2 separate regions of the Homo sapiens genome follow, and region 1 is linked to region 2. Evidence: chromatin loops called from intact Hi-C (ENCODE). Cell type or tissue: endothelial cell of umbilical vein. All regions are shown on one strand. Each heading gives the region's core, and the rest is flanking DNA. Links, peaks and the distances in the headings are about the cores only.

Region 1 (2,500 bases), core at 1-2,500, 50 kb after region 2:
AAGAAGAAATGACTGCTACTTTTTTTTTTTTAATATGGAACACTTCATGAATTTGCGTGCCATCCTTGTGCAGGGGCCACGCTAATCTTCTGTTTCATTCCAATTTTTAGTGCATGTGCTGCCGAAGCAAGTGAGGCTGTTACTTTTTAAATTTTAGGTAAGACAAAGCCTCTAGGCCTATTCGATTCCAAAATATTATTTCACATTATATTAAGATACAGATAAAAAATTATTGTCCCTTGACTATTCCTTAAGTGATCAGTTTACGAAATACTGAGGAGAAAAAGTCCAAATGGAAGTGAGAGGTGTTGTACACAAATAAAGAAATATATTTAAAGGGAATATGAGAAAAGGCTGTATTTTTAGAAGTTAAATCACCTTGCTCCTGTAGCCTAATAATTCACTGAAATCATTAAAAAGAAAACCCCACAAATCAATAATGATCACTTCAGTTTTAGACCAATAATTAAAAATGAATAAATATACTGTGAATTATGTCTAAAACGGTCAGGTGGGAGATTAAGTATTGGAATACATATATGCATAGACTGTCTCTGGAAGGACACTACAGAAAAAATTATCAAAGGAGTTGTCTCAATAGTAACAACTTAGAAGAAGTAGCAAAGAAGAGCCACATTGTAAATACTTTGGTGTCATTTGAATTTCTGACACATACATGTATGATCTACCAAAAAAAAAAAAACCCGAGGCAGGCGGATCACGAGGTCAAGAGATCAAGACCATACTGGCCAACATGGTGAAAACCCGTCTCTACCAAAAATACAAAAATTAGCTGGGTGTGGTGGCAGGTGCCTGTAATCCCAGCAAGAGAATCACTTGAACCCGGGAGGCAGAGGTTGCAGTGAGCCAAAATCACACCAGCGCCACTGCACTCCAGCCTGGCGACAGAGCCAGACACTGTCTCAAAAAACAAACAAACCTAGTTTTTTTTTTAAAGAAGTTTGAGTTACATATGTTAAGGGACTTATACCAAAAGCATAAAAATCATTTAAGAAAAGAATTCCACTAGCAACATTCTTTGTAAATTGCCCAGTCACTGGTGTTCTGTTACTGCAACACAAAACTAAGACATAGGCCTATACACAATATGTAAAACTAAGACATAGGCCTATACACAATGTGTAAACTGGTGAGCAAAGAAAGTACAACAGAGAAGACAGGAGCTTTCAGAAACAAAAAGCAAGTGAAAAAGGGGAAAAAAAACTGACAGTTAATTTAAAAGAGCTCATTAGTAATTAAATGTATTTCAATTAGATATATATGTCCGAGGTACTGTACAGAAAACAAAGCAAGTGTTTGAGATACATTCAACATATATCACTAGGCAAAAAAATTAAGGTCATCAATGAAATATAAAGTGGCATAAAATGTTATAGTAGGTAGAAAAGTGGAATCAAGATCTTGAGTTGTATTATCTCCAACACTAGTGATTCCACTGAATGAGTATAAATTTGAAAGAGAGCCATGGAAGATGGTCATTCTAGACTAGGGACAGAATAAGCACAGACATTGAAGCCAAAAATAACACCCTATATGTGAAAACAACATAAGTCGTAAATTTTAAATTTTTCCTCTACAGCAGGAAGTGACCTGTTCTACTGAGACTTTTTTTTTTTTTTTTGAGACTAGGTCTTGCTCTGCCACCCAGGCTGGAGTGCAGTGATGCAGTCACAGCTCACTGCAGCCTCAATCATCCAGAAGCAAGATCCTCTCACCTCAGCCTCCTGAACAGCTAGAACTACAGGCACATGCCACCATGCCCAGCTAATTTTTTGTGGATTTTTTTTTTTTTTGTACAGATGGGGTCCCACTATTTTTGCAGGTGTAAGCCAGCATACCTGCCCCGCTGTCCCCATTTCTTTTTTTTCTGAGACAGGGTCTTGCTCTGTCACCCAGCCTGGAGGGCCATGGTGTGATCACAGCTCACTGCAAACTTCAATTCCTGGGCTCAAGTGATCCTCCCACCTTAGTCTCCTGAGTAGCTGGGACTAAGCGGCCACCACACCCAGCTTTTTTTTTTTTTTTTTTTTTTTTTTTTTTTTTGTAGTGACAAGACCTTACTACATTGCCCAGGCTGGTCTGCAACTCCTGGCCTCAAACAATCTTCCTGCCTAGGTCTCATCTACCAGGACATTCTAATATCCTTCAAACAATTTTCTTTTCATTCTGACAACCAAAAGAAAACTCTCACAGCTATTTGTTTAAGGACAGCAAATTATATCTCTACAAAACTTGACTGCAACCTTCTTGATGGCTAGGATGGTACCTCAAAAGCAATGTCTGACACAAGTGGATATACAATGCATATTTAGTGAATTTAAATAAACTATAAGAAAACTAGTACAGTATTTTTTAAGTGTGCCTTAAAACACTAATCCTGAAATACATGCTGTGAAAAAAATTACATAGTCAAAAGTTTGGTAAATTATGCAAACTCTTTTATTATCCTCTTACTGAACACCGATGAACATATTAATAA
Region 2 (6,946 bases), core at 4,447-6,946:
GAGCTGTTTTAGAAAACACCGTTGTGATTGGTAAGGAGGAGCTGCTTGGGGGTATGTAGAACAGGGACTTCAGCACCCAAAACCACAGCGCAGCCAGGGACTCAGTCTCTGGCTGCTGCACCAGTACACATGGTGGAGTTTGAGAAGAGCCGTTTAAGTAGAATGAACCTGGTAATTTAACTCTCCTATTTAGGAACCAACATTAATTAAACATAGCACCTTTTCAGCTTTGCTTACAACATGTTCAGAGATTCAAGACTAAGATTGCTGCTGATAGGACTCTGAGAGGTAGGGAAAAAAAATCTTACTTTTCATCCTGGTAACCGGGGAGAAATAACGTGGAGTAAAATATCTTGCCCTCCACATACTCTGTAATTGTCTCCAAACTGTCTACTTAATGGCGATAAAGCCAACTTCAAACCTGAAGCATATGCACTGATAGGGAAATAACCATCCTCAAGCTTCTTTTTTCCTTCTTTTTTTTTTTTTTCTTTCGAGACACAGTCTTGTTCTGTCACCCAGGCTGGAGTGCAGTGGTGTGATCCTGGCTGACTGCAACCTCTGCCCACCGGGTTCAAGCGGTTCCCTTGCCTCAGCCTTCTGATCAGCTGGGACTACATGCATGTGTCACCACGCCTGGCTAATTTTTGTATTTTTGGTAGAAATGGGGTTTAACCATGTTGGCCAGGCTGGTCTCAAACTCCTGACCTCAAGTGATCCACCCACCTTGGCCTCCCAAAGTGCTGGAATTACGGGCGTGAGCCACTGTGCCCGGCCTGCTGCTTTTTCTTTATTTAGTTTAACCTCTTGCCCACCCCAAGTCCCAAACATTAATATATATTTTTAAAAGGCTCTCTTTAAAGTTCCCAACTCCCATAATCCATGGTCTTTGGGGGTGGGGGTAGGGTTCCATCCTTTCAGGAATCCTTGCCAGGCAAATATGTTGGTAAGTGAAAGGGAAAAGAGAAACCACACTTTATGCTGAGTAGGAAGGCTCCTGCTAACCTAATAAATTCAGTCCAGTCACCACAGAACACTGAGGCTGGAAGGAAGCCTTTGAGCTGGTCTGGCACTCTCATTTTACAGAGTGGAGATAGAGCACTTAACCTGCATGAGCTAATGAGAGAGGAGGGTCTCCTAACCCACATCTGAATCCTGGAGTCCAGTGTGCTTCACACTAGCCACTCTGCAAGATCAGCTTTGTGGTGGATTTCTATCAGACTAGGAATTGGCTTTCCTGATGGCAATTGCTTGGTTCCATTATTGAAAAGTGCTAAAACAATTATTAACATTTAAGATTCATACTTTCGGCCGGGCACGGTGGCTCATGCCTGTAATCCCAGCACTTTGGGAGGATGAGGCGGGTGGATCACTTGAGGTCAGGATGTTTGAGACCAGCCTGGCCAACATGGTGAAACCCCATCTCTACTAAAAATGCAAAAATTAGACAGGTGTGGTGGCGAGTGCCTGTAATCTCAGCTATTTGGGAGGCTGAGGCAGGAGAATCACTTGAACCTAGGAGGCAGAGGTTGCAGTGAACTGAGACCGCGCCATTGCACTGCAGCCTGGGCAACAAGAGTGAAATTCTGTCTCCAAAAAAAAAAAAGATTCATACTTGTTTTTTTAAGAGATGGGGGTCTCTGTCATCCAGGCTGCAGTGTAGTGGTGTGATCATAGCTCACTGCAGCCTCAAACTCCTGGCCTTAAGACATCCACTCGCCTCAGCCTCTCAAAGTGCTGGGATTACAGGCATGAGCAACCATGCCTGTCTTAAGGTTCGTATTCCTAATGGTACTATTACCATTGTCTGGAATCTAATGATTTGACAGTAGGTTGCAAGTTGTTTTGAAAGCTGGCATAACAGCACCTTCTGCATATAGCAATAGAGATGTGAAATTTCTTTTCTAAAAAGAGAAGTTGAGACTACACGGAAGGCTGAGGTGGGAGGACTGCTTGAGCCTGGGGGAGGTTCCAGTGAGCCAAGATCGCGCCAGTGCATTCCAGCCTGGACAACAGAGTGAGACCCTGCCTCAAAAAAATTCACACACAAACACACACACACACACACACACACACACACACACACACAAAACCATCAATCTGTGGGAACAGAGCTGAAAAAAAAACATGCTATATAATGAGGCTGTGTCTGCTGCTATACAAATGTTCACAAGGCTGTAACAATACTTACCAAGATTTAAAAGACGGCTTAAAATTCTTAATTCAAAGCCTTTTTTAGAATCAGTCCCTTACCCCAAGATTTCCATTACAATGGAAAAGCAGGAGTGGTGCGGCCTGCTCAGGGCCTACACTGGTGAAGTGAATGCTTAGATGTTATTTGACAAAAATAATCAATAAGTTTGAGCAAAAAGTAAGCTGCTATAACAAGAAACCAAACAAAACTGTGGCTTAAAGAATAAAGGCATTTATTCTGCTCTCACATAACAGTTCACTATTCCATGTGGTTATGCAGGTTCCTTCCATCTTGTGGCTCTGCAAAAAAAAAAAAAAATCAAGGCTGCATTGCTATTGCTACTTTTGGGAGGGGATAAAAGAACATGGAGGAGGCACAGTCACTGTTGTCAGGTTCCCAACCTGGAATTAGCAGCATTTCCACTCAAATTCCATAAAACTTAGTTGCTTCATCACACCTAAAACTACAAGGAAAACAGCAAATACAGTCCCAGTTAGGCAGGCATGTTATTCAATGTCAACCCCTATTACCATGGAAAAAAATGGGAGAACAGATTGTGTTAACTACCTCAGTTACTGGTCCACCCCTACCCTTTTTTTTTTTTCCACTGAATTGGGTAACTGATACATCAGTGCTCTCAAGAGAACAGGCAGGAAGAAGGTGACAAATACATCATGCATAACCCACAAGCCTTGACCTGGCAAGCAGAGAGTGGCCATTACTCTCAGGAACTCCACGAGCCAGCCTGAGCAGGGTTACAGCTATAAAGCAACCTGGGTGGCTGGCTGCTGGCAGCACTGAATCTTGTCTAGAATGAATACTTCAGAGATGATCAGATCATCATCTCCAAAACTGTTGCCAAAGAACTGTCAGAGACTTCCCTGGAACTCAGGATCCATTACAGGAAAGTCTGGAAGTGAAGCTGAAACCAAAATATATTTTGGCAGTACAGCGGAGTCTTTCCTTAAGGAGATCTGGCTTCCCCTTCCTTCAAGAGGTTCTAGATCTGTGAAGTTGCTGAGGGCTATGAGAAATCCACATCTCTTGCAAGAATACTACATAGATAACGTTTCCAAATTTCATTAAGTAGGAGAGAAAGGGTAAATAAGCTATAAACATTCAACATCCTTCCCATTCTGCTCTCAACTTACCTTTTCCCACCTTCGTCCCCTGTCATCTTCAGCACACAGCTTCAGGACACAGGACACCTTTTCCTCCTCCTGGATTTCTAATAAATGCTTCCCCTCTCTGCCTGAATAAGTCATATTCCTCCAAGACCCAGGGGTCAAATATAATTTCCTTTGTGAAGCCCCCTTTAAGTTAACAAATATGAGTATCTACTACGTTTTAAACTATGCTAAGAACTGGAGTCCCAAAGACAAGTTTCCTGCCCTCCAGGAGTTATTACAAAGATAGAGGACCTTGATCCTACAATTCTTTGAAATTCAGATTCATAATTACACAACAATTGAGTACTACTGTATCAGGCGCCACCTTTCTTAACTACTTCTCAGAAGACTCCCTAAGTCCCCAGAGTGAATACAGTAGCACCCCCTATGTGTGGAGGGTATGCTCGAAAGCCCCAGTGGATGCCTTAAACCATGGATAATACCAAACCCTATATATACCAGGTTTTTCCTATGCATATACACTTATGGTAAAGGTTAATTTATAAATTAGGCACAGTAAGAGATTAACAACAATAAAAGAGAACAATTTTAACAATATACTGTAATCAACTCTTCCTCTGATGATGGGATGTGAGATGGTAAAATGCCTGCATGGTGAGATGAAGTGAGGTGGATGATGCAGGCATTGTGACACAGCGTGAGGCTACTATTGATTTCCTTTTTTTAAGACAGGGTCTGGCTCTGTCACCCAGGCTGGAGTGATCTTGGCTTACTGCAGCCTCAGCCTCCCGGGTTGAAGCAATTCTCATGGCTCAGCCTCCTGAGTAGCTGGGATTACAGGCGCCCACCACCACGCCTGGCTAATTTTTGTATTTTTAGCAGAGACGGGGTTTTCGCTATGTTGGCCAAGCTGGTCTTAAACTCCTGACCTCAAGTGATTCACCCACCTTGGCCTCCCAAAGTGCTGGGATTACAGGCATGAGCACTACTATGACCTTCTGACGATACATCAGAAGGAGGATCATCTGCTTTGGGTGATCCTGGATCATGGAACCATGACATAGTCAATGGCTGGATGTCAGGAGTAAATGGTACAGATGACTAACAGGTGGGTAGTGTATACAGTGTGGATACACTAGAGAAATGGATGATTCACGTGGGACAAAGCACGGTGCTGCAAGATTTCATTCAGAACGGCACACAGTTGAAAACTTACGAGTTGTTCTGAAATTTTCCATCTAATATTTTTGGACAATGGTAGCCATGGTTTACTTATACATGGGAAGCAAAACCACAGATGAGGGGGCACTGCTGTAGTTTTTCAATTCTCACACTTCCTCTATCCTGCTGCTGAGTAGGTGAACTGAAGACTAAGAAGTAATCTTGCAGTACAGAGTAATAAAGCTCACATTTTAGCAAAATACGTTAACCCTGTTAAAATAAGAGAAAAGACAATCTACTTAAATGTGGTTGCTTTATTTTGCACTTTTAATTCACAAAAAGCTTTACAATATCTACATTCCACCTGTTGATAACCAAGGCTTTATATGGCAAGACAATGAAAATTTTATCACATCAACTGGGCATATGCAAAAACAACGGATAATTTACAAACAAGTCTTTTTAATCAAGAACATTATGTAAAATACACACTCTGGTAAACATCTGAATTCATCCATCCTAAAATTAGACTTTAAGAGGCAAAAAAAAAAAAAAAAAATCAAATAGATTTTAACACTAACAAGCCTACCAGAATAATGCTGATGGCAAGCCATAAACAGCTTTAAATGCTGACTGTAATTTGGGGAAGGGGAGAAAAAGAAATTATTTGTTGTACCTATATTTAAATACATCTGTTAGTGAGACTTCTCTAATTTAATGGATTTCAACAAAGTGGACAACTCCTGAGCCTTTGGTAGTTTCTCAAGTTTTGTTTTTAAACTTGTGACATCTTGACTAAAGGAACTGAACCCTCGGACCAGAATACTTATGGTAAGGAAAAACCCCAGGGAAGCGGGGAGAAGGAGAAACAAGACTAGAACTTTCTTAGTCTATCTAAGGTGGGTAACAAATAAAATCACTGCTCATATGAGGGAAGAATACCAGAGTTGTTATGTGGGATTTAGCTTGGCTTATGTTTTATAAAAGCTAAATAAGTATAAACATCTAAATGGCAAAAATAAAAATCCAAGGTGGTCTCATTTAGGAAATTAAAAAAAAATTGTCCTCAATTAGCTTTTAAATTTGCGGAATGGCACAATACATATTTTGAGGCACCCATTATAGAATCTGTTAAAATTATGCATACTGCTACTTCCTCTTTTAATATAATTTTTATGTACTCTAGGGTAGGTATTATCAGTAGAGGCCACTAAAAATAATGCCAGAATTCAAGTGAGAGAGAATAGAAATGGAAAGAGGAAGGGAGGATAATGAAATTGGGTAGTAAGTAATAACAAACATGAGTTTTAAAGTTTCCTCACTAATAACACAGAATTGTATATTTTGGCTCAATGCCGCTGGGCTGCTGAAGTGACCAGGAAGTGAGTGGAATTCATCTTAATTGCCCCAGTTAGATTCTTAACTAACCCATGATTTGGATGAGGGGTTGTTTCCATAGACTGCTTGGTAAGGGGTAGCTGTGCTGTGCTAACTGCCTATTCGCTTTGTTTCTTTCAAGAACACTTTTGAAAGGACAAGAAAACGTAAAAGGCAGCAGAACAGAACAAAGAACTCATTAGACTACAGAGATTAACACAGCAATAATCTGCCAATAGTTTAATCATGGACATGTTACAATCATCTTGTTTCTTGAGATAGAGCATATGGGCCTATAAAAAAATTTAAAAAATAAAATTCCACTATTCCTGGCATATTCCAAAATTTTCCTCTTTTGATTAGAGTTTTTTTGGACAAGTCCCATGCGGAGTCTGTCCTGAAGACTCTGGCTGAGTGATGGATGAAAGGAGTATTCTGACACAGGTATTTTGCATGAGAACGGCTGGGGGAGTGCCAGCTTTAGTGCAGCCGAGAAGAGAGTGCAGTCCTGATAGGCTGGAACCATTTGTATTTATTCAGTAGAGACAGAATACCAAAGGCCTGAAGCCAACACAATTTGTGAGTAATGAACATTGTCGCCCCCCTTTGCAGGGAGCAGTCTTGCATGATTTCCGGAGGGCATAAGTAAACAAACTTATCTAGATAAATTCCTTTACACTCCCTTGCTACCTACTGTTCGCCCTCAGCCTCAGGGTAAGAGAATTAATTAATAAAGCTGCCTTCAGCTTTATTCTCTCCTGAAGCTTTGGAAAACCTCCCGACCTTCCAATTGCGTCTTTCCTTATAGCTTCTCCTACCAACCTGACCATCTCCTACATCACCCCTTTTCTGTTTTTTGCATCAGGTTTTGTTGATTGACGAGTACAGATGTGTGCAGCAACAGTTTTGTCAGGCATAGCAGTTACTGCTTGTTTTCTGGCTTTACATCCTAGAATTAGTAAACAACAAGAGACAAACATGAGTATAATTAGTAATATTCTTTTCTAACTAAGAAGCGACCCCCAGGAGTGGGGGTCTTTCTAGGAGAGATTTTTTTTTGCATATCCTTCCATATGGCTGTTAC

Evidence for each region. Peaks named below come from ENCODE experiments on the same cell type or tissue, not always from the same donor. Only the 100,000 strongest peaks of a DNase experiment are listed, where the experiment ranks them.
Region 1: it touches region 2 in a loop (2.8-fold over the local background); 1 of 110 quality-filtered maps calls a loop at or near these places.

The regions. Positions count from the first base shown.
Region 1 is chr12:42,396,180-42,398,679 of GRCh38, reverse strand. The region is part of intron 8 of PPHLN1 (periphilin 1); the gene reads right to left. It also overlaps the pseudogene RNU6-249P. Among named protein-coding and RNA genes, the nearest start is that of PPHLN1, 71 kb to the right of the region's middle. In endothelial cell of umbilical vein, for the core only: no CTCF peak of the experiment used is centred there; a DNase peak (open chromatin) is centred at 1,549.
Region 2 is chr12:42,446,457-42,453,402 of GRCh38, reverse strand. It overlaps a transcript of PPHLN1 not described here. Among named protein-coding and RNA genes, the nearest start is that of PPHLN1, 120 kb to the right of the region's middle. In endothelial cell of umbilical vein, for the core only: no CTCF peak of the experiment used is centred there; DNase peaks (open chromatin) are centred at 5,852 and 6,492; H3K27ac peaks cover 889 bases.